Linked DNA regions of Homo sapiens: all the other regions are linked to region 3. Evidence: chromatin loops called from intact Hi-C (ENCODE). Cell type or tissue: CD4-positive, alpha-beta T cell. All regions are shown on one strand.

Evidence for each region. Hi-C counts contacts between places; a loop is a spot of excess contacts. Peaks named below come from ENCODE experiments on the same cell type or tissue, not always from the same donor. Only the 100,000 strongest peaks of a DNase experiment are listed, where the experiment ranks them.
Region 1: a loop joins it to region 3, with 6 times the contacts of the local background. A loop is called at or near these places in 2 of 110 quality-filtered maps.
Region 2: it touches region 3 in a loop (3-fold over the local background); 4 of 110 quality-filtered maps call a loop at or near these places.

Annotation. Positions count from the first base shown.
Region 1 is chr12:48,451,678-48,459,677 of GRCh38, forward strand. It overlaps a transcript of C12orf54 not described here. Among named protein-coding and RNA genes, the nearest start is that of ANP32D, 17 kb to the right of the region's middle. In CD4-positive, alpha-beta T cell, a CTCF peak has its summit at 3,181; a DNase peak (open chromatin) is centred at 3,194.
Region 2 is chr12:48,615,371-48,623,370 of GRCh38, forward strand. No RefSeq gene overlaps it. Among named protein-coding and RNA genes, the nearest start is that of SNORA2C, 35 kb to the right of the region's middle. In CD4-positive, alpha-beta T cell, CTCF peaks have their summits at 3,270 (motif pointing left) and 3,472; a DNase peak (open chromatin) is centred at 3,251; H3K27me3 peaks cover 1,077 bases.
Region 3 is chr12:47,711,350-47,719,349 of GRCh38, forward strand. It overlaps ENDOU (endonuclease, poly(U) specific), which reads right to left. Exons shown (of 10, transcript NM_001172439.2): 3 at 6,780-6,845; 4 at 6,169-6,306; 5 at 5,541-5,709; 6 at 4,951-5,150; 7 at 1,926-2,039; 8 at 1,167-1,273; 9 at 284-426. RPAP3-DT (RPAP3 divergent transcript) reads left to right here. Exons shown (of 4, transcript NR_183480.1): 2 at 7,798-7,923. Among named protein-coding and RNA genes, the nearest start is that of RPAP3-DT, 9.3 kb to the left of the region's middle. RefSeq lists enhancers at 6,387-6,506, 6,847-6,896. In CD4-positive, alpha-beta T cell, CTCF peaks have their summits at 4,130 (motif pointing right), 4,337, 6,338 and 6,544 (motif pointing left); DNase peaks (open chromatin) are centred at 3,702, 4,142, 6,352, 6,762 and 1 weaker place.

The DNA of each region.
Region 1 (8,000 bases), 740 kb after region 3:
GCATTCCTATACACCAACAACAGGCAAGCCAACAGCCAAATCACAATGAACTCCCATTCACAATTGCCATAATGAATAAAATACCTAGGAATACAGCTAAGAAGGGAAGCAAAGGACTTCTTCAAAGAGAACTGCAAACCACTGCTCAAAGAAATCAGAAATGGCACAAATAGAAAAACATTCCATGTTTATGAATAGGAAGAATCAATATTGTGAAAATGGCCATACTGTCCAAAATAATTTATAGATTCAATGCTATTCCCATTAAACTACCATTGATATTCTTCACAGAATTAGAAAAACCTATTTTAAAATTCATGTGGAACCAAAAAAGAACTCAAGTGGCCAAGACAATCCTAAGCAAAAAGAACAAAGCTGGAAGTATCACTCTACCCAAATTCAAACTATACTGCAGGGATACAGTAACCAAAACAGCCTAGTACTGGTACAAGAACAGACACATAAATCAATGGAACAGAATAGAGAACCCAGAAATAAGACCACACACCTACAAGCATCTGATCTTCAACAAATCTTACAAAAACAAGCAATGGGGAAAGGATTTCTTATTTAATAAATGGTGCTGGGAGAACTGCCTAGCCATACGCAGATAGTTGAAACTGGACCCCTTCCTCACCCCATATGCAAAAATCAACTCAAGATAGATTACAGATTTAAATGTGAAACCCAAAACTGTAAAAACTCTACAAGAAAACTTAGGCAATACCATTCAGGACATAGGCACAGGCAAAGATTTCATGACAAAGATGCTAAAAGCAATTGCAACAAAAGCAAAAATTGACAAATGGGATCTAATTAAACTAAAGAGCTTCTGCACAGAAAAAAACACAACAACGACAACAAAAACTATCAACAGAGTAAATAGACAGCCTACAGAATGGAAGAAAATTTTTGCAATCTATGCATCTGACAAAGGTCTAGTATCCAGCATTTATAAGGAACTTAAACAAATTTACAAGAAAAAACAAACAACTCCATTAAAAAGTGGGCAAAAGACATGAACAAATACATCTCAAAAGAAGACATACATGTGATGAACAAACATATGAAAAAAACTTCAACATCACTGATCATTAGAGAAATGCAAATCAAAACCACAATGAAATACCATCTCACACCAGAATGTCTATTATTAAAAATAACAGAACTAGCAAGATTGTGGCAAAAAAGAAACATTTTTACACCGTTGGTGGGAGTGTAAATTAGTTCAACCATTGTAGAAGACAGTGTGATGATTCCTCAAAGACCTAGAGACAGAAATATCATTCAACCCAGCAATCCCATTACTGAGTATATACCCAAAGGGATATAAATCATTCTGTTATAAAGACACATGCACATGTCTGTTCACTGAAGCACTATTCACAATAGCAAAGACATGGAATCAAGCTAAATGCCCATCAATGATAGACTGGATAAGGAAAATGTGGTACATACATGATGGAATACTATGCAGCCATAAAAAGGAACGAGATCATGTTCTTTGCAGGAACATGGATGGAGCTGGAGACCATTATCCTTAGCAAACTAATGCAGGAACAGACAACCAAACACCACATGTTCTCACTTATAAGTGGGAGCTGAATGATGAGAACACGTGGATACACAGTGGGCAACAGCACACACTGGGGCCTGTTGGAGGGTGGGGGATGGGAAGAGGGAGAGGATCAGGAAGAATGGCTAGTGGATGCTGAGCTTAATACCTGGGTGATGAGATGATCTGTGCAGCAAACCACCATGGCAAGTGTTTACCTATGCAACAAACCTGCACATCCTGCACATGTATCCCTGAACTTAAAGTAAAAGTTGGAAATAAATAAATGTGTATATATATACACATACATATATATACACATATATATACATATATATACACATATACACATATATATGTGTATATTCATGTTCTGATATTCAAAGAAACTAATTTGCCCAGTGCCTCACAGCTAGAAATTTAAAGATAATGAAGAGCCAGGATTTATCCTCAAGTTTATTTAAACCTAAGGTATCTTTTAAAGAATAAAACAAAATATTTTGCACATTGCCTGTATCAAACACACACACACAATATATATGAAACATATAAGCATAATATCATATATCTATATTCATCTATCTACCTACCTATCCATATCCATATACATGTAATCGTTCACAGCTCATTTATTCTGACCTTGAGAAAACAAAGAAGGTGATATTTTACTTCTCAACCAAACTGAAAAAAGAAGTGCCTTCTTTTGATTTAGATTCATTGTACTTGAAGCCTTCTGTAACTTTGGAGCATCAGGATACCATGAGGTCAGGGAACTCCTGTTATTGTTGAAAAATAAATCAGGGGCTCTAAATTATAGGAAGGAAAATCAAGACAGTTCTCTCTCTCTCTCTCTTTTTTTGTTTGTTTTTTTTTTTTTTTTTTTTGAGACGGAGTCTCACTCTGTTGCCAGGCTGGCGAGAAGTCGTGCGATCTCAGCTCACTGCAACCTCTGCCTCCTGGGTTCAAGTGATTCTCCTGCCTCAGCCTCCTAAGTAGCTGGGACTACAGGCATACACCACCACATCCAGTTAATTTTTTTTGTATTTTTACTAGAGACAGGGTTTCACCATGTTGGCCAGGATAGTCTCCATCTCCTGACGTCGTGATCTGCCCACCTCGGCCTCCCAAAGTGCTGGGATTACAGACTTGAGCCACCGCACCCGGCCAAGACTGTTCTTTAATTCGATTAATCAGATTGGACAGGCTGCATAGTCATTTTTACCTGACATAGAAAAAAGATGAAGACTATCACAAACTGCAGGCAGATTAGAAAGGCCTAGGAGATGTGGGGTTTGCCTGAGCAGGTCTGATTGCTAAGAATAAAGCCTGTGGCCTGCTTTCTGTCCTCCTGCCCCTTCTTCTCTATCTCTTTCCTTCTTTATTTAATGCAGCCTCAGAGGAAAGTTATGCAGCATAAAATAAGTGTTAAAAGAAAAATGCAAAATTATACTTTGACTCTCTTTTTAAGATTGAAATTATTTCTTTGTAACATAAATTCCAAGTATCATATTTTACAAATACTGTTGGGTAACTATAGTAACTTAGTAAATGAAATATGCAAAGCTTAAGGTTGTAAGTCTAGGGAAGGCATTAGAATAAATATGCCAGCATCTTCAGACCTTACAGCTAGGACACTACTGCTTCCTTGTGGCTCAACTTTAGAATGACAAGTTTTGACTACTGCAAGTTTCTTCAAATCATAGGGGCTTCCTTTTGGGTTTGTTTTTCCTTCCAACTTTTAGGTTCAGAGGGTACCTGTGCAGGTTTGTTATGTGGGTAAATTGCGTGTCACTGGAGTTTGGTGTACAAATGATTTCATCATCCAGGTAGTGAGCATAGTACCAGACAGGCAGTTTTTCAATCCCATCCTCCAACCTCAAGTAGGCCCCAGTGTCTATTGTTCTCCTCTTTGTGTCCCTGTGTACTCAATGTTTACCTCCCACTTATAAATAAGAACATGCACGATTTGGTTTTCTGTTCCTGTATTAGTTCATTTAGGATAATGGCCACCAGCTGCATCCATGTTGCTCCAAAAGCCATGATTTTATTCTTTTTGATGGCAGCATAGTATTCTATGGTGTATATATACCACATTTTCTTTTTCCAGTCCACTGTTAATGGGCATCTAGGTTGATTCCATGTCTTTGCTATTGTGAAAAGCGCTGTGATGAACATATGCATACATATGTCTTTATGGTCAAATCAGAGTTTTGACTGCCAATTTTAAGCAGCTCACCAAACCCATGGCTTGGGATGCAGACAGAGTTGTTACAGATCTCAGAGAAACGTCAGCAGAACAGCAGTCTTTGTCAGAGACACAACCATATTCAGCCAAGTTTTTCTTTCAGATCTTCCAGGTTTTGGAGCAGAGAGGCTGAAGAAAAGATTTAAATAACAAGAAAACCTGGAGTTGAGCAGCACCTAAAGATCAGTGAGCAGCTCCAACATGATTGTACAGAAGAGCTAACAGGCACTGGAAGTCTAGAGAACAGGCAGAGATACCCCCTGCACTGTGTAAAATTATGAAAAATGTATCCATGAGGTAAGATTTGATACATACACATAAATGATCAAAATCTGTCCTTCATTGTCTGTTTGACAGTGAATAAGTTTCTTCGCCTTCTATTACTCAGTTGCCTTATTTATAGAACACTAACAATCATAGTAACTACTCAGTGAATTTTCACAATGGTTAAATAGTGATAATAATTAAAAAATAACGTGATTGAATCCTTACCATGTGCCATACGCTATTTTAAGTGTTTTACACTGATTATCTCATTTCTTCTCACAAAAAGTATAAGAGCATATAAAGCTCTTAGCTAATATTATGTCAGTAGTTTGTACTCAATAAATTATCATTTAAAAGTCTGTAAAGCTTTCTCTATATCTCAACGAAGTAGGGAAAACACATTTTTTAAGCAGCTCAGCCAACAACAATTGTTTTCCAGGCACTGTATTGGGCCCTGGGTATATAAAGACGAGTAGGAGAGAGTCTCTGCCTTTAAGACACTCACACTGTAATGAGGAATAAAGTTATACTGACAGCTGTAATGCAGTATAGTAAGTTATACTCTACCAGTGTGACAAGATTGCTATGGGAGTTCAGAGGAGGAAAAATTCAAGCTGTATCAAGTGGTCAGGGAAATAGTTACAGGAAAGATACCATTTGACCCTGCCTTATCTAGAGAAGCAAGTCTTAGAACGAGGAGTGGCAGAAGTCTTCCCGGCAGAGGAACCAGTTTAGTAAAGGAAGAGAGATGTGAACAGGTAGCATTTGAGATTAAGATCATGGACTCTGGAGCCAAAGAGGGTTAAATTTGAATCCCAACTCTGCTCCTCGCCTGCCGTGACCTTGGGAAAGCTATTTCTCTTTGTTTCTTTGCCTGGAAAATGGCTTTGACAATTGTTCTCCATGTTAGGTTGGTTGTGAGGATGAAATGAGATGTTCACATAACATTTAGCATATTGTCTAGCCCATTAGTGCTGTGTTATTATTAATATATTTCCCTCTGTCTAGGTTCTCATCAGTTGAAAAAACTGAACTATCTGTTAATTATCAGCTTTTTTCTTCTTTGGCAAGCAGAATAAACCACATTAAATGCACACATCAATTGTAAGAAGCAGCTGAATCTCAGAAACACCAAAGTACGAAAAGTGTGCATCTTCAAATCAAGGAAAGCATATTATCACCATTATGAGGACCAGTCTGCCAAGAATCTTTCATAGGATGCTGAATATTTAGATGTGATCCTACTGTTAAAATCTTTCCTTTCTTGGTGGTTTCTAGATACTTTGTAGCTCCTAAATCATGCATTAAGTTTAGTGTGTAGTTACTTGTGTCTGTCTCCCCTATTAATATGTGGTCTCTGTGTAATATGTCCCCAGCACATCGTGGGTAATCCATAGACTATGAAATTAAATGGAATCAGACCAAGCTGGGGGTGGTATAGAGTGAGAGGTGACCGTAGGGCCCCAGGCCCGAACTCAGAAGAATGGGCCGTAAGCTTGGTGCCAAATGAATGCAACAAGCAGTTTTTTGTTGTTGTTGTTGGTGGTGGTGGTGGTGGTGGTGGTGGTTTTTTATTTTTGTTTAGTTTTTTTGTTTGTTTGTTTTTTGAGATGGAGTTTCACTCTGTGGCCCAGGCTGGAGTGTGATGTCTTGATCTCAGCTCACTGCAACCTCTGCCTTATGGGTTCAAGTGATGCTCCTGCCTCAACCTCCTGAGTAGCTGGGATTACAGGTGTCTGCCACCACACCCGGCTAATTTTTGTATTTTTAGTAGAGACGGGTTTTCACCATGTTGGTCAGGCTGGTCTCGAACTCCTGACCTTGTGATCTGCCTGCCTCGGCCTCCCAAAGTTGGATTTGCTCTAGTCCCGGGCTTCTCTGCCAGGGAAAATTGTTCTGATGGTGTTTGGCCCCTCCAAGCCTGTCTCTAATGGGATGGGGAAGTCAGCTTCGGCTTCGGTGCCCAGAAGCTGTGAGCCTCTCCAGTCTGCTGCCTCCTTGGCTTTGGGTCCTCTTTCTGTGTGGCATTCTCTACCTCCACAATGACACTGAAATTGTGTCCTGCGGGAGAAGCAGCTATGAGGCCATTGAGCATCATTACCCAGAGGACGGGATGACTGGGGAGTGATGTTCTGCCTGGCGTTCCAGGGTCTCCTTATTGCAAGTTGGCACTTGTCCCTTCAGGCCCCAGCAGCTTCTCCCTCCTCTGACAGATCACAGAAAGCTTAGTTGACAGGAGTTTGAGGAAGCAGCTCCCCAGTGTCTGAGCCCAGGAACAATTGCTGAAGGCAAGGGTGGCCTGTGCTTTACTTCCCTCACCTACAGACTTTTGAAGAAACTGGCCAGAGGCCCACCTTGTTTTCGGCTTCCTCTCAGCAGAAATATCAGAAATGCAGAAAAGGAGGCAGACACCCTTGAGGCTTTCCTAGTGAACTCCAGCCTGACCTGCTGGAGTCAATTAAATGCACAAACTGCCCTTGGCCTCATTCACTGCAACTGCTCAGCAGCTAGTGAGGAGAATATTCTGGATTTAGAGAATATTTGTTGATTGGTACAGGAGAGGGATCTAAACAGTCAAAACTCTGAGCTATATGCATTGAAAACACATAACTCAGTATTTGAGTTAAACATACATGGAATTTTATTATCGGGGTGTTTGGACAGAATAGGCTTCTCTTTCCCATAATTGTTCATATCACCTTTCTACTGCTGTATTTTAACAACCACCTCTCTGTTGACCTCCATACCTGATTCATATGCTTATTTACTGCATGGCTCACCCAAACGTTACTGTTAACTACAAAGTAGCTTCTCAAGGACAGGGACCAGTCTCCTCCAGTTATTTTATTCCCAATTTGTATCTTAGTGCTCAAGACATGGGTGTTTAATAAATGTTTACAAAATATTAGTGTTACCATCAACATCATGATCTCTAGTCATTATTGTTTTATGCCTGACACCTGCTCCACAGAGGATACCTTGATTGTTCTTTTTTTTTTTTTAAACCAAACCTCATACCTCATCCTGATGGTACCTCACTTCCTATTTTGGAAAGACTGAAACGATTAAGCATGCATGAGCAGTCATGGACCTCTAGTCTTCATTGAAACATTACTATCTTACTTAGATTTTCAGAGATTTTAAGCATTTTAATAGAACTTATCAAATATTTTCTCTCATCTTTGCTGCCCAACTTTTCAAGCAGATGTCCAAGCATGCTGACATCCTTTCCTACCCATCAGCTCCTTTTTTGAACCTCCTGTAAGCTGGCTTCCATCTATCCTCCTCTTCAGGAATCATACACTTTTTCTGCACCAAAATCTTCTTGATAAATTGTAACTACCCCTTTCTCCTTTTATTTCTTTACTTGCTTAAATATTATGAAATTGCACTTTCCTAGCTCTCCCTCATTCTTATAATCATTTTTCTCTGCTTGATAGGTCCTGCTATCGCAGTGGTAGAAGACTCAAGCCAGGACTTTTAGAGCTTGTAGGTGCTGAGGTAATCAGGAATGCTTTCACCAATATTCCAGTCCTCTGTCTGAGCACACGGTGAGACGGAACTTCTCAGCTGCCTCAAAGGTAAGTGTAGCTAAATATCTAGTTTGGGCCAACGGAAAGTGAGTGGCGGTGATGTGTCAGTTCAAGGCAGAAGTTTTTAAAACAGTGTGATTCATCATGTTTCTTTTTCCATATCTCAACAATGCTGAAGGATGAAGGAGGAGGCTCCCTCAGCCTGGTTATCTGGGTGGAGATGATACAGAGCAAAGCCCTTCCTCCAAGCCCATCTAGAGAGGACATGTCATGTGAGTAAAAAAATAGAACTTTCCGATTTTCGGTCACTGAAATTTAAAGGTTGTGTCAGGGATTCCCAAGACCATTCTTAGGCTCAGTTATTCTCTAGAAAGACTCACATGACTCAGAAACCATCGTA
Region 2 (8,000 bases), 900 kb after region 3:
CACACTGGTAGGAGGTGTCTGGAGACCCCTGTTGGGAGGTCTCACCCAGTCAGGAGGAATGGGATCAGGGACCCACTTAAATAAGCAATCTGTGCCGGGCACAGTGGGCTCATGCCTGTAATCCAACACCCTGGGAGGCCGAGGCAGGTGGATCACGAGGTCAGGAGATCGAGACCATCCTGGCTAACATGGTGAAACCCCATCTCCACTAAAAAAAAACAAAAAAAAAAAATTAGCCAGGTGTGGTGGCAGGTGCCTGTAGTCCCAGCTACTCGGGAGGCTGAGGCAGGAGAATGGCATGAACCTGGGAGGTGGAGCATGCAATGAGCCGAGATCATGCCACTGCACTCCAGCCTGGGGGACAGAGTGAGACTCCGTCTCAAAAATAAATAAATAAATAAGCAATCTGACTGCTTTTTGATAGAGCAGGTGTGCTGCACTGGGGGGAGCCCTTCCTTGTCCAGACTGTTTGTATTCTCCAAAGCCGATAGGCTGGAAAAGACTGAGTCAACCAAACCACAAAGACAGCAGCTGCACCTCCCCCAGGGGCTCTATCCCAGGGAGAGATCAGAGCTTTTTCTGTAGAACCCTAGCTGGAGTGGCTGAAGCTCCCACAGAGAGGTTGCACCCAGTGAGGAAGAATGAACTGGGGTCCCGCTTAAAGAAGCAGTCTGACCACAGTCTGGCAAGGTGGCTGTGTTGCTTTGTGAGGGACTTTTCCTCATCCAGACTTTATATTCTCCAAAACCAGCAGACTGGAATGGCTGAGTCTACCAAACTACAGCAATTATGAGTTTAATTTCTTTTATAGATATAAGATTATTCAGATTTGTATTAATTCTTATGTCATTCTGGTCATTAGCATCTTTCAAGTAATTTAAAAATTTTATTTAAATTGTCAAATGTATTGGCATAAGGTTGTTCATAATACTGCCTTTTAATTCTTTTAATATCTGTAGGGTTTGTAGTGATACCTCTTCTTTTGTTTATTGATATTGATAATTTGTGTTTGTCTGGGTTTAAGTCAATTTAGCTGATAATTTATCAATTTTATTGATTTTTTTCAAAGAGCTAATTTTTTGCCTGTAATCCCAGCAATTTGGAAGGCCAGACCACTTGAGCCTAGGAGTCCAAGACCAGCCTGGGCAACATGGTGAAACCCTGACTCTACAAAAAATCTAAAACATTAGCCAGGCATGGTGGTGTATACCTGTAGTTCCAGCTACCTGGGAGGCTGAGATGGGAGGATCACCTGAGCCCAAGAGGTTGAGGCTGCAGTGAGCCATGATCATATCACTGCACTCCAGCCTGAATGACAGAACAATACCCTGTTTCAAATTTTTAAAAACTAATTTTTGTTTTATTGGTTTTTCTCCTTTATATTCATTGATTTCCATTCTTTGTTATTTTCTCTGTTCTATTTACTCTGAGTCCATCTTGCTTTTCCTGATCTACCTTGTTAAAGTGGAAGCTTAAATTATTGGTTTTAAATATTTATCTTTCTAACATAAGCATTTAAAGACATAAAGTTTCTTCTAAGCACTGATTTAGCAGCATTTCACAATTTTTCATATGTAATTATTATAATTTAGTTCAAAATATTTTCTAATTTCCCTTGTGATTTCTTCCTTTACTCATGGGTTATTTAAACACACATTGCATGCGAGGCACAATGGCTCATGCCTGTAATCCCAGCACTTTGGGAGGCCAAGGCAGGAGAATTTTTTGGGGCCAGGGGTTTGAGACCAGCCTGGGCAATATAGCAAGACCTTGTCTCTACAAAAAAAAAAAAAACTTAATTAAGCAGATATAGTGGCACATGCCTCTAGTCCCAGCCACTCAGGAGGCTGCAACAGGAAGATTATTTGAGTCCAGGAGTTTGAGGTTACAGTAAGCTATGATCACACCACTGCACTGCAGCCTGCGCAACGGAGTGAGACTATGTCTCTCAAAAAATCATAATAATAGGCTGGGCGCACATCTATAATCCCAGCTCACATCTATAATCCCAGCACTTTGGGAGGCCGAGGCGGGTTCATGAGGTCAGGAATTTGAGACCAGCCTGGCCAACATGGTGAAACCCCGTCTGTACTAAAATACAAAAAATTAGCCGGGTGTGGTGGTGTGTCTCTGTAGTCCCAGCTACTCGGGAGGCTGAGGCAAGAGAATCACTTGAACCCAGGAGGCAGAGGTTGCAGTGAGCCGAGATCGCATCACTGCACTCCAGCCTGGTGGCAGAGCGAGCCTCCATCTCAAAAAAAAAAAATCATCATAAAATAAAAGTATGTTGCTTAAATTCTAGATATTTTATTGTTGTTTATTTCTAATTTACTCCCCTTGTGGTAATAGAAAATATTCAGCTTTATCTTAATTCTTTGAAATTTATTGAGTTTTGTTTTATAGCCCAGCATATGGTCTATTTTGGTGAGAAAGTCTTTCTTGCTGTTATACATGAAGTGTACTATAAATGTCAATCATATCAAGTTGGTTGATAGTGTTTTGTAAGTTTTCTACATACATACTGATTTTCTGACTACTCGTTGAATAAATGCTTGAGAGAAGAACGTTGAAATATCCAACTGTAGTCATTTCAGCTCTATCAGTTTTTCCCTCATTCACTTCATTTTGAAGCTCTGTTATTGAGTCCACACACATTTCAGATTGTTCTACCTTCTTGATGAATTTAACTCGTTATCATTATATAAATTCTTATTTATTCCTAGAAAATTTCTTGTTTGGAACTCTATTTTGTCTTACATTAATACAACCACTACAGCTTTCTTTGTTGTTGTTGTTGTTGTTTTACTTTAATCACCTTGACAAGTACAACTTTCTTATGATAATCATTTTCATGACATATTCTCATGTTTATATTTATATTTAAAGTTCATTTATTACAGAACAAAACGCTGGTTACCGGGAGCAGGTGTGAGGAGGAAATGAGGAGATGTATGTCAGAGAATGCAAAGTGGCAGATATATAGGATGAACGAATCTAGAGATCAAATGTACATAAAACATGAGGATCACAGGTAATAAAATTGTACTCTATACGGGATTCAAGCTAAATGAGTATATTTTAGCTGCTCTTGCCACAAAAACAAAAACCATGAGTAACTGCATGAGATGATGGATATGAAAATTTGCTTCACCATAGTCAACCTAAATGAAGATGTTTGCCAGTTTCTTCTACTCAGGAGCTCTTGTGTCTGTCTGCAATGCTGCCGCTTCTCGGGTGCTGTAGAAAGCTGCGGTACTGGAGTTCCACCTAGTGTTTGTCTGTGGTACTGCAGATTCTGGTGCTGGAACAAACCACGTTGATCACCTTTGTCCTTAACCAGCCCCAACCTGAGCACTGTTCCTGTCAGTGCTTAAATTTGGGCAGCTCCCTCAACAGCATCTTCATAAGTCAGAATGTTGGGTGCACATTTCACTCCTTTCCCTTCCCAGGAAGAAGTGGAGAGTTGGAGGTATCCTTCAGATTATGTCATGCCGTGCCAGAGGGAAGGGTGAGTGAATGTCATAAATTTTCCTGCTAAGTTTTGATAGGGTTGCCTTCGCACTCGACTGAGGGGCAAGAACCTATTAACTGATTTCTGGATTCTTCAAACAGGTTTATATATTGTTAAGTTCATGTTCTCATGGAAGAAAGAGGGTCTGGAATTTCTTATTCTGCCATCTTGCTCATGTCTTTTATCATTTTTCTCTGGTTAGTGGTCACATTTATCTGCTTCTTTGTATTTCTACTAATCGTTCTATTAGAGGCTGGACATTATGGATATCCTGTTGTTGCGTGTCTGGATTTTGGGTTTTTTTTTTTGTTGTTTTTTGTTTTTTTTTTTTTTTTGAGATGGATCCTCTGTCGCTCAGGCTGGAGTGCAGTGGCGCGATCTCGGCTCACTGCAACTTCCGCCTCCCAGGTTCAAGCGATTCTCCTGCCTCAGCCTCCTGACTAGCTGGGATTACAGGCGCCCACCACCACGCCCGGCTAATTTTTGTATTTTTACTAGAGAGGGTGTTTCACCATATTGGTCAGGCTGGTCTCAAACTCCTGACCTTGTGATCCACTTGGCCTTGTTCTAGTAGACAGTTAAGATACTTAAGGTTCAGTTTAATCTTTTCAAGCTTTGTTTTTAAGTTTTGTTCGAATAGGTCTAGATTAGCTTTTATTCTTCGACTGATTTATACCTATACCTAAGGTGTGACCTTTCTGAGATATCTGCTGCATACCCCCAGTTTTCAATGAGATCTCTCCAGCCTGAATGGTTGGAGCTCTAACATCTCCCATTCTGTATGAGTTCTAGTGGTTACTTAACTTACAGCTCCTAGTAATATTCAGCCAAAGTCTCATGAGATTCCTACATAGGTTTCTGAAATTCTTTCTCACTATACCTCCCTCCTCTTCTGCCCTACAAATTTAAACAATCTCTGCCTCTCCAAACTCTGATCTCTGTCTCCTCAGCTTAGGCCCTCCTGGATTCCAGGTCTGGAAAGTGAGTCAAGACAGAAAAACTAATGTGATGGTAGGACTTCCCTTCTCTAAGGAATTAAGGTTCTGTGCTATATGTTTTCCAGTAGCTGGAAACAGATATTTTATGTGTTGTCCATTTTGTAGTTGTTTACATCAGGAGGACTAGACTGGTACCAGTCACTCCGTCATGGGTGGAAGCTGAAAACCTTACCCTCATTTTTAACTTTCTTTTTTTTTTTTGAGATGGTGTCTCACTCTGTCGCCCAAGCTGGAATGCAGTGGCACAATCTTGGCTCACTACAACCTCTGCCTCCCGGGTTCAAGCGATTCTTCTGCTTCAGCCTCCTGAGTAGCTGGGATTACAGGCGCCCACCAACAAGCCCAGCTAATTTTTCTATTTTTAGTAGAGGCAGGGTTTCACCATGTTGGCCAGGATGATCTTGATCTCCTGACCTTCTGATCCACCCGCCTTGGCCTCCTAAAGTGCTGGGATTACAGGCTTGAGCCACCATGCCCAGCCCCCTCATTTTTAACTTTCTAAAACCTCTACTGTTTTACATTCTAGTGCATATTCCACTTTCTCCATTAACTTCCCTTAATCCCTTCTCAATAAACTATGCAGCTCTTTTGTAGCAGTTGTCACATATTCCATACTGTACCATAGTTAATCTGCAGGCAGATCCTATGTCTTGATCATCCAATAATGCCTAACATGTGTGGAGCTCCAAAACGTTTATTTATAAGTTAACCCAATTAAAAAATGGGCTAAGGACCTGAACAGACATTTCTCAAAAGTCATATAAATGACCAATAAATACATGAAAAACTGCTCAGCGTTACTAATTATTAGGGAAACGCAAATTAAAACCACAATGAGATATCACTTCATACCTGTTAGAATGACTTTTATCAAAAAGATGAAAGATAACAAGTGTTGGAGAGGATGTGGAGAAAAGGGAACTCATATATATTGATGGTGGGAATGCAAATTAGTAAAGCCATTATGAAAAATGATATGGAGGTTCCTCAAAAAACTAAAATAGAATTACCATACAACTCATTAATCCCACTTCTGGATATATATCCAAAGGAACTGAAACAAATATGTCAAAGGAATAGCTGTGCCCTCCTGTTCATGGCAACATTATTCCCAACAGTCAAGATATGAAAACAACCTAAGTGTCCATCAACAGGTGAATGGATAAAGAAAATGTAACATATATACACAATGGAATACTATTCAGCCTTAAAAGGGGGGACATCCTATCATTTGCAACAGTGTTGATAAATCTGTAGGACATTATGCTAAGTGAAATAAGCCAGGCACAAAAAGACAAATACTTCATGATCTCACTTATATGTAAAATCTAATAAAGTTGATCTCACAGACGTAGAAACTAAAAGGATGGTTACCAGAGTTTGGGGAAAGGGGTGGAGATGGAGGGAATGGGGAGTTGTTGATCAAAGGGTACAAAGTTTCAGGTAGGAAGAATAGGTCTTAGGATCTATTGCAACAGTGGCGTGAATATGGTCAATAATAATGTGTTATTTATTTCAAAATAGGGCATAAATTTCAAATGCTTCACCATAAAAAAAAATGATAGGTAAGTGAGGTGATGGATATGTTAATTAGCTTGATTTAATCCTGCCACATTTATACATATATCATAGTGTATCCCATAAATGTATGCAATAATGATGCATTGCTCAAAAATACTAATGTTAAATAAATGTTTTAAAATTTTTAATTTGTTGAAACACTGAGATACCCTAAAAAGACACTGTCTTCTTTTCAGTTGAAATACATACAAAGAGAATAAATAACCTCCCCTCTTAGTGAAATGTTGGCCTATATATAGCTTACAGTCCCTCCCAACCCAAAGATTCCCTGAAAAAAATGGTTAGGCAAATTGTGCTACAGCTACATAATGAATATTATATTATTATTTTAAATGTGGGATATATAACATGCTTATAATAAAATGTTAGGTGAAGCATCAGGATTCAAATTGTACATATGATAATAATTATAGCTATATAAAAAGTGCATTAAAAACTAGAAATAAATTTTTAATAGCAGAGTTATTATAATGTGTATGTATTGTTGACATTTTTTTTTTCATGATCTAAGATTAGTCTTGAAAGACAGTTGGCTTGGTTTTCCAATTATCTTCATGAAGGATGGCTTAGGATGATCAGTTATTCCAAAGCCAAACTTTATTTTTATTACATATCGTCCAACATCTTACTGGATTTAGCTAACAGCCTTATTGAGAATACTAGTTCATGTAGTTATCTACAAGTACATTTTGAAACTAGTTTATCCTGAAGGACTGACCAGGAAGTTTTACTGCTCATATTGAGGTATTATAAGCTTTATGGAGACTTTGTTTGAGACTGAGTCACCTTTTCTACACCTAAGACTCTCTACTCTGCCTCTCTTCTGCCAATGTCACACACTTGTCCAGTTTTTTCCAGGAAGAGCCATGCCAGTCTGTTCCTAGAAAATCTCAGCCCCAGCCCAGAGCCTGTGCTGTCCTCCTCCTGGCCCAGATCTGCTCTCTGCTTGCTATGGAAGAAACTCGGTGCTATAGTACTGCAGTGGGATTTCCTATTTACATTTGTCATTCAGCTGCATTTTAGTCTGTCTCCATTATCTTGAAGGGATCTGACCTGGTTTTATGTTAATCTGTGATGTTAAACTATCCAACTAAACAGGACAGAATACCTACAGAGTTATATATCAGTTTCTTCTTGCCTCCTCCCTGCTAAGAGATCAAAGCGGGACCCCAGGGTCCTAACCCAGGCCAGGGTAGAAAGACTGTTGATTTAGCCCTTAGAGGTCACACTGTGTCCAGAGTTGGTTCCTTCCAGCAGGCTTTTGGTCTTGCTGACTTCAAGAATGAAGCCGCAGACCTTCACAGTGAGTGTTACAGCTCTTAAAGATGGTGTGTCCAGAGTTTGTTCCTTCAGATGTGTCTGGAGTTTCTTCCTTCTGGTGGGTCTGTGGTCTCGCTGACTTCAAGAATGAACCCGCGGACCTTTGCAGCGAGTGTTACAGCTCTTAAAGGTGGTGCAGACACAAAGAGTGAGCAGCAGCAAGATTTATTGTGAAGAGTGAAAGAACAAAGCTTCCACAGCGTGGAAAGGGACCTGAGTGGGTTGCCGGTGCTGGCTGGGGTGGCCAGCTTTTATTCCCTTATTTGGCCTCTCCCATGTCCTGCTGACTGGTCCATTTTACAGAGTGCTGATTGGTCCATTTCACAGAGTGCTGATTGGTGCATTTACAATCCTTTAGCTAGACACAGAGTGCTGATTGGTGCATTTACAATCCTTTAGCTAGACACAGAGCGCTGATTGGTGCGTTTTTACAGAGTGCTGACTGGCACATTTTACAAACCTCTAGCTAGCCACAGAGTGCTGATTGGTGCGTTTTACAATCCTAGCTACAGAGCGCTGATTGGTGCATTTTACAATCCTCTTGTTAGAAAAGTTCTCCAAGTCCCGACTCGACCCAGAAATCCAGCTGG
Region 3 (8,000 bases):
GCTCTAGGACAACTCCATTTCTATTTCATATATTAAGGTCCTGCGTAAGATTTCACTTTGGGGGAATGAGGGGAGATAATTTTGCTGCTAAGATGAAGTTTGGCAGCCACCAAACCAATCCAAAAACTTAATTGTTCAAGCAAGAGAACTGAGGCCCAAAGCACAGATTTGTCCAAGCCCTCTCAGCCTCTTTGTGGCAGAGTCCAGGTCTCTTGACTCTGTGATGGCTGAGGACAGCCTGCAGCCCCAGTCTGCCCCCAGGCCTGGCTGGCCCCATTCTTACACTTTGCCTGGCCTGGCGATGAAGCACAGGGAGTAGAGTGCAAACTCAAACTCAGGGCTGCTGCCGATGAAAGCAGAGCCCACTTCCTTATAGTAGCCGTCCCAGTTGAACTGCATTGCCAGCACATCGGGGTAAGAATCCCACTGTGGAGGGAAGGGCAGAAAAGGGGGTCTGGTGAGTGCCACAGAGTGGAGTAGAACGGGTGCCCAATGGCAACAGTCAGACAGTATTTGTTGAGGGTCCATTAGGGGCCTGTGTGAACCTTCCAGGGAGACTGGATTCTTTAAATAGAAGAGGCAGTCTGCCTTGCTAAGGTGTCTGAGCCCACCCGGACCCTCTGCCTGGAGCTGCCAGTGCACATCTACCAGAAAGGCCAAAATCACTATCCATAGGATCCACCTCTGGATATCAAGGATATCACTGTTCCCAGTGGCCCTCACACATGGAAGAGAAGGATCGTTTACTGCCCCCAAATTATTTCCTGGTACCGGGCAGCAAAGGTTTCTGTCTTATAAAGTGTATGAAGTTTAGCTCAAACTAGCCAGGCTGAAACTTTCAGCCACGTTCTAAGGAAACTGAGGCAGGGAGTAATTACATATCTTTGTTCTTCCCTCTGAGAATCCTCCCCAGGCCCCAGGCTCCCACCCCGATATGGTGCCTCCTGCCTCCTGTCCCCTGCAGTTCTAGAGCCTTCACTGTTTGGAAGGGAATTCCAGTGTCCTGGCTGGCTAAAGTGGCTGTCTAGCAGGTGAGGACGTGATAGTCACAATCACCTGGGGCTGCCCCCTGAGAGTCAGGCTGAGAGGCAAGTCGACAGTTTGGAACACAGAGTGAGAGCAGGATATCTGGGCTCTGACAAGGCTTTTCTAGTCCGTGTACTCACAGGCCCATCGTAGATGTGACTGTAATAGTCAACCAGACCCTCCTTCTCCTCCAGGTAGAAGCGGATCCAGTTATGGAAGCCAGTAACCTTGCCTTTTTTTACCTCACCTATAATAAAGAGTCCAAGATGGATAATCTGGGCTCCTTCCCCACCCTCCCCTCCAATCCCCTTTCTCCACCCCATGCCAAGGCTTCCCCCTTCTCCAGTCTCTGACTTCTAGCTGCTTGACCCCTTGCTGTGAGTCCCCAGAGTCTCTCACAGTCCTATCTCTCACCTCAGGAAGGCCCCCCTTCTGGCTCAAGCCCTTGGGAGAATCCTTCCTTCTGGTGATCCTGATGACCTCTCTCAGCCATTACTCCAGCAGCAAGCCAGGCTTGGTGGGAGTTTTATGGGGTAGAATAGGGGGGAACAGACCATGGCCCTCTTGGGAAGCAGCTGGCCAGGCCCTGGAAGCAAAGGACTGTTCAGAGGTAGGCAAACTTGCTCCCAGACACATGTCTTGTCCTAGATGTACCCCCTTGGGAGCCCCAGCATCTGGTCTTCTTTCCCCCTTAGGTACTCCAGAAAAGACTGTTTCTCAGAATGGCTCCTCAGACACCCCCCCGCCCCCCTGCCATATGGGCAGGGGAGAGTGCGTGGGTCCCTCCCTACTAGCTGGCTGGACTGCTGATTAATCCACACCCAGGGCTGCCCTGCTCCTGAGCAAAGCCATTCCTCTTCATCCCTCCAACTCTTTCTTTCCAAGAAAAGTGCTCCCACCTGAGAAGACATGTTCAAAGCCACTCGAGTCCCCCTCTTCATTGCCTCTTGAATAGAGCCCAAACCACATGTTCTTCAAGTCATCGACAAACTCTTGCTCTGAGCCATAGCGATCTGCAGAGGAACACAAAGGGTTTTGGAGAGGGGAGGCAGGGCCAGGTCCTGGGAGCGCTAAACAGAGACCTGAAGAGCTACTTGCTCCCACACGTCAAGAAACATGTGGGTTCAATCAACAAATGTGTTCGGCTGTTAATTCAATGATTATCTATGGGATGCCTATTTTGTGCCAAATCCAGATCTAAAGGCTGAGGATTCAGCTGGGAATAGCAAGGACACGGTCTCTATCTATATTACATTCCACTGGAGGAGTCAAATAATAAGTAAACAATAAGAAATATGATTTCAGATCAGTGCTATGAAGCAAAGTAGCCCGTAATGACGGGAAAGGGCTGGCACATAAGTTGGCGGGGGGGGGGGGTCTTCTAGAAAGGAACATCAGAAAGGCCTCTGTGAAAAGGTAGCACTGATCAGAGAGCTGAAGGATAAGGAACTTGCTACACAAAGATCTGTGGGGAAGATTCCTCCATGTAGAGGGAACTGCAAGAGCAAAGGCTCCAGGCAGACTTGAGTTTGCTACTCAAAGAACTAAAAGAAGTCAGTGAGGCTGGAGCAGGAGGGGAGAGTGGTAGGAGAGGAGGTTTGAGAAGCAGCCAAGGGTCAGATCCTTCAAGCCATGGCAAGAAGGTCAGGTCTCAGGCAAATAGAAATAAAACAAAAAATGTTTTAGATTTACTAATTGCTTTCTGTCCACCTAGTGCCTGCCATTTTAAGTGCTTTCAATGTAACACTGAATCCTCACGTTGAATCTTCATATAAGCTTGGTACTAATTATCCCCAACTTAGAAATGAAGAAACTGAGACGGACAAAGTATAAAACTCATGCAAGATCACAGTTAATGAAAGGTAGAGACAGCACTTGAGTCCACTCAGTCTAGCTCCAGAGACCAATCTCTTTAACAACTCTATAGCTTCTTGGTAGTGCAGAGCCACTGAAGGATTTTAAGCAGGGGAATTGTATGATAGGACCTTTTAAAAGATCACCCTGGCTGTGTATGTTAAAAAGGCAATGGGGTGGTATGAGTGGAAGCAGAGAGACCAGTCTTGAGGCTCATGCTTTGTCTACGTAAGAAGTTGATGGGGCTTAGATGGTGGTGTTAACTCCGGAGGAGGAGAGAGAAGCAGTAGGCCCAGGACATATTTTGAAGTGGGAGTGATGGACATTACATTACTGATGGAGGAGATGGGAGTAGGGAACTTTGAGGTAAAGAGAACAATTACATCTAACTACTAGGCTTTTGGCCTGAGCAACCGGATGGGTTATGCCCGCCATTTATGAAATGGGGAAGACCCAGAGAGGAGCAGGTATTTTTGATGGGAACCAAAAATTATTTCTACACTAGGTTCTGTGTGAATATCAGTTAGATAGCTAAGTGGAAGATGTTGAGAAGGCCCTTGGGAAAGTTCAGGGCTGGAGATTTCAATGAGGGAACCATCAAAGATTGACTGTTTACTGCCCACAATTTTATATGGTGAATACAAAAGAGATACCAGACATATTCCTTCCTTTCCAGGACTTAAAACACATTTGGAAAACAAGACTACATAAAATAACAGAGAATGGTTTCACACACTGAATAGTTCCCCTTACTGAGCAAGGACTGAGTGCCAGGCTTTCTACTGGGTGCTTTATAAGCAGTCATCCTCAAAAACCCCATTTCAAAGGGAAGTCCCAGAGAGGTCAAATAAATTGCCCAGGGTCAAGTCACTAGCAAGTGGCAGAGCCAAGATTTAAACCAAGTCTCTCTGGCCCAAGGCTATTGTGGACCACACTCCAAACTCTGCAGAGGTGCCGAAAGCCAGAGTGAGCTGGGGCAGGTGCAGCCTTCACAAATGCGGTGGGATATGAATTATCATAGAACTTTAAGGATAAGTGGGATTTGGACAAGGAGAGAGGTGAGGAGAGAGTTAGTAACGGGACAGCCTGGCCTTGGCATCGGAACCCTGAGTTCCAGCCCCAGCTCCGCTTCCAACTCATTTGTGGCCTCAGATAAGTCTAGCCTGTCTGGCCTCCGTTTCTCTCATTTGAAAAGCCCTTGCTCAGTCTAGACCTCCAAGATTCTCTTGTGTATTTACTACGAAGAGAACGCCAGGGGGCAGCACAGGATTGCAACTTCTTCATAGAGTCACTCTTGTGTCGCTGTCACTTTACCTAAAAACAGTGTCACCAACTCTTAAGGGAGGCAGCAGCTCTGAGCCAAGGCACTCTCAGGGACAACGAGGGAAGACCCGGACAGAGCCACCCCTGAGACAAAGCCCAGCTGCCTGGAGTTGGGAAAGGAATCTGCAGGACAGTAACAAACACAACTCCATGCCAAGAAGTCCTGCGGCCAAAATCTTTTTTGGTCTGACTCAAATGTGTCTCTACCTGGAGGCTTTCCAACCACAACTCTTCCCGATAGGACTTCCCGCTCTGAACCTTTGTTGATTCTCTGATGTTGTTTCCCCAGCCAAAAGGTGGACTCAGCCAACCCGATTCCTGGACTTTATTGCGGGAGGAGGGAGTAGAGTCAGCGACTCTACCTGTCTGAAACATGGTGCTGACTCCAGGATCGCGGAGGTGGCTGAGACGTGCTCTGGGTGGGGGTGGGATGTGAGGGGAGGCTCACACCTGGCAGAGAACCCTGAGACTGTAGCAGAGGGTGGGCGTGCATGAGGCAGTTAACATGAAGTCAAAGGTGGGGTGATATCCAAGCCAGCCAGCCAGAGGATGTGCCAGCTCCTGGTTGGGTTCCTAACCTCTCCTTGGCTTCCCCCTGGCCTCATCCCTCATCCCTCCCAGATGTACACTGACCTCCACAGAGTCCCCACCGCCTCCTCACCTGCCCTCCTAACCTTCCCCTCCCCCGCCCACCTGGCTTCGCTCAGACAGACTCATGCGCTCTGGGGCCTGGGGGTGCTCACTCACTCTGGTGATGGAGGAAGCTGTAGAGCTCCTTCATGACTGCTGTCTTCATGATCTCTCTGAGGAAGGCGTCCTGCTCGGCCAGCTCCTGGGCACTGAAGTGCTCCCCATGGCCTGTTGCCCGCTGGTAGTTGTTGAGGAGGTTGATGAAGGCTGCATAGGTGGGCTTGGAGAACAGCTTCTCATTGACATAAGTGAAGAGTCTGGGGGAGGCAGAGGGGAGCCCCACTGAGAGCCCCAAACACAGGGCAGCGACCCCTCCAGAGACTTCTAGACAGGCCAGGGGCAGACAGGCGAGGGCTGGGTTCAGGAGCCGAGGGGGCACTTCGGGTACTCTTGAAAGTCACACATCAGGTCACTTTTCTTCCACCTCATGTTTTGGAAGAGCTGTTCTATCCTCAGCCTGGCCAATCACAGAAACCCTCCCAACTGGATATCCACAGTCCCTCAAGATGGCTTTGTCTCTGGAGAACTATTTTTTTTCTGCTCTCCCTTTGATCGTGCCTGACTTGAGGATAAAAAGTCGAGACATCGAAAGAAGCAAGGATAGGGGCAAGATTTAGGGGGTAGAAAGAGGAATTGTGGGAACTCACGGCTTTGGGCAGCGATCCACTTGGTTTCTGGTCTCTGACGGGGAGATGCAGTTTTGGCTATTGAGAACGATGTCTTCCTTCTGGGCTTTGTTGGTGTCTGCCCTGTAGATCTTCTCAGAGATGCTCTGAATCTCCTCTTTTGTTATGGCATCACTGCTGTGGGAGACCTCTGGGAGGAATTGGAAGAGGGGTGGCCTCAGAGCCAGAGGGAAAGGGGGGCGGGCAGGAAATTATCTGTGTACCTCCCCTCCTGGGCACCTTCAAGAAGCCAGCAAGGAGGGAGGGGGGCCACAGTTGGACACCCTAGTGGTGGACAGGGGCCCAGAGCCTAAAGGACGTGTAAAATCACCACACGGCATTGCCCACAGAATGTCCCCCGCCCCTTCCCCCTAGAAGGGGTCTCACGCTTGAGCATGCATCAGAACCACCTGGAGGCCCTGGTAGTACAGGACAGTGAGTCCCATCCCTAGAGTTTCTAATTAAGTAGGCCCGGAGTGAAGCCCCAGAGTTTGTGTTTCTAACAAGTTCTCAGACATTGCTGAAGCTGCTGGTCCAGGGACCACATGTTGAGAACCTGCTCTAAAGTCCTTCTGTCTCTGCAGCTTAGCTAAGGGAGCAGAAGACTAACCGTGGTCACTACACAGGCTCTCAAAATCCTTGCAGCAGTTCCCAAACTCTTGGCAGCGGGCATTGCAGTGACATTGGTGGTGCTTGTCAAAGGCTTCGTAGCAGCGGCCCTGGCAGGAGGTGGGTGCCGAGTACAAGTCTGAGAAGAGAGGGGTGGTGTGTCCCGGGCTGACCTCTAGAGGTCGCTCTGAACGCCCCACAGGCTGTCGCTCCCTAGCCTGGCTGTCTTCACTCTGCCCAGTAAAGATCTCCAGGGAAGGAAAACAAACAAACCTAATTCGTGCACACCCTTCACAGTCAGGAAGTCCTTTCTGATGCCGAACTTTACTTTCTGGCCTGCTGTTTTTCTAATCTTCTCATTCTAAAAATAAAATCTCTTCCACTTCCCTCTCCAGGCCTCAGGCTCTCTTTCCTAGCTACCCTCCTCCCATGGCCCCCCAGGCTGGCTGAGCCCCCCCAGGCTTCTTCCTGCCCAGGTTCCCAGAATCCAACAAGCCTCTCTCATCTGGCTGAGGCCTGGGCCTGGTGCCACTGCCATGGCCGCCCCTGCTTGTCACCCTCATGTCCCTCCTGCTTTATCTTGAGGGCCCCCCTTTGGGGAGGCAGGCTCACTGCTGGCGAGGGCCTCTTCTGTCTCTTCCTCCAGCTGTGGCAATGGCTCTGACTCTTTGTGGTCCTCTGCAGGTAGATAGAAAAATAAAGTCACCAACAACCTGAGAATTCCCCTGCTGCTTGGTTTCTGGTTCTCTGTTTCCCCAGCCTCAGGGGACAAGCAAGGGCACTGGAAGCAAATTCTGAACAGGGGCTGGGGTCCAATGGACAGGCACCAAATAATGATGATGAAAACAGAAAATGGAAGATGTTTCCAATGGAAGACACATTATAGAAAACTTATAAAAAAGGAAAATAATTTCCCCAGGTGACACATCTGGATTGAAAACTCTGACTTCGGTGATGAAAACTCTGATTTAACAAAAGTTGACAGATGGATAGAGGCTTGATGCTGTCCTAATGACAAAGCCCTCACTTAGGAACATCCTGTACCTAGAAAAACTTCTCGTCAGAGCTCAGGGTAAACTCTCAGGGCCTCAAGGAATAAGAGCTGTTTCCTGAGATTCCAACTTCCCTTCTTTCTTTGCCCCACTTGGAAATGGCCACAAAGACTGTGTCTAGGGAAAAGGCATGTTCAGAAAAGCACATTCCTATTGCTGCCCCTTTCCCTTCACCTGCAAGCTGAGTGACTGTAGCTCAGCTCTGGGTGGAGAAGGGTGGATTTGAGGTTGGGGGTGATGCAGGGGGGAGAAATGTTCCTGGGGACTCTGAGTTCCTCTCTCATCACACAGTGGAATAATCCCCCCACCAGCACCCCCTCCACACACCCAACAAACAGTACTGTTACAAAGTGATTCAGAATCTACTAGTGAGTTTGCTGGAAAGTTATTACCATCAGAACTACCAGTTAGGTTATTCTTCAGTCAACAAACATCTTCTGATCACTTACTATGTGTCAGGTTGTGTTCTAAGTGCTGGCAATCCATGGAGTTCTGAATTCAGCCACATTTTATGCTAAACAGAATTTTGTGTGCTGAGCTGGAATCCTAACCATCATTTCCAATATGTTTTTCTATAGGAAAGGGGTTCTGAGTTGCAAATCAGAAACTTGAAGATGAAATGGCTACTACGCTGGGTATTGCCTTTATCTTGAATGCCAGCCTGATGGTCCAAGGTGAACAAGCCTTCCTGTGTTTTCTGAATGGTAAGAAAAAGTGGGGACACAAGGACAGCAGAAAAGGCATAGGCTCTGATTCCGGCTGATCTCGGCCTGGGTCTCCC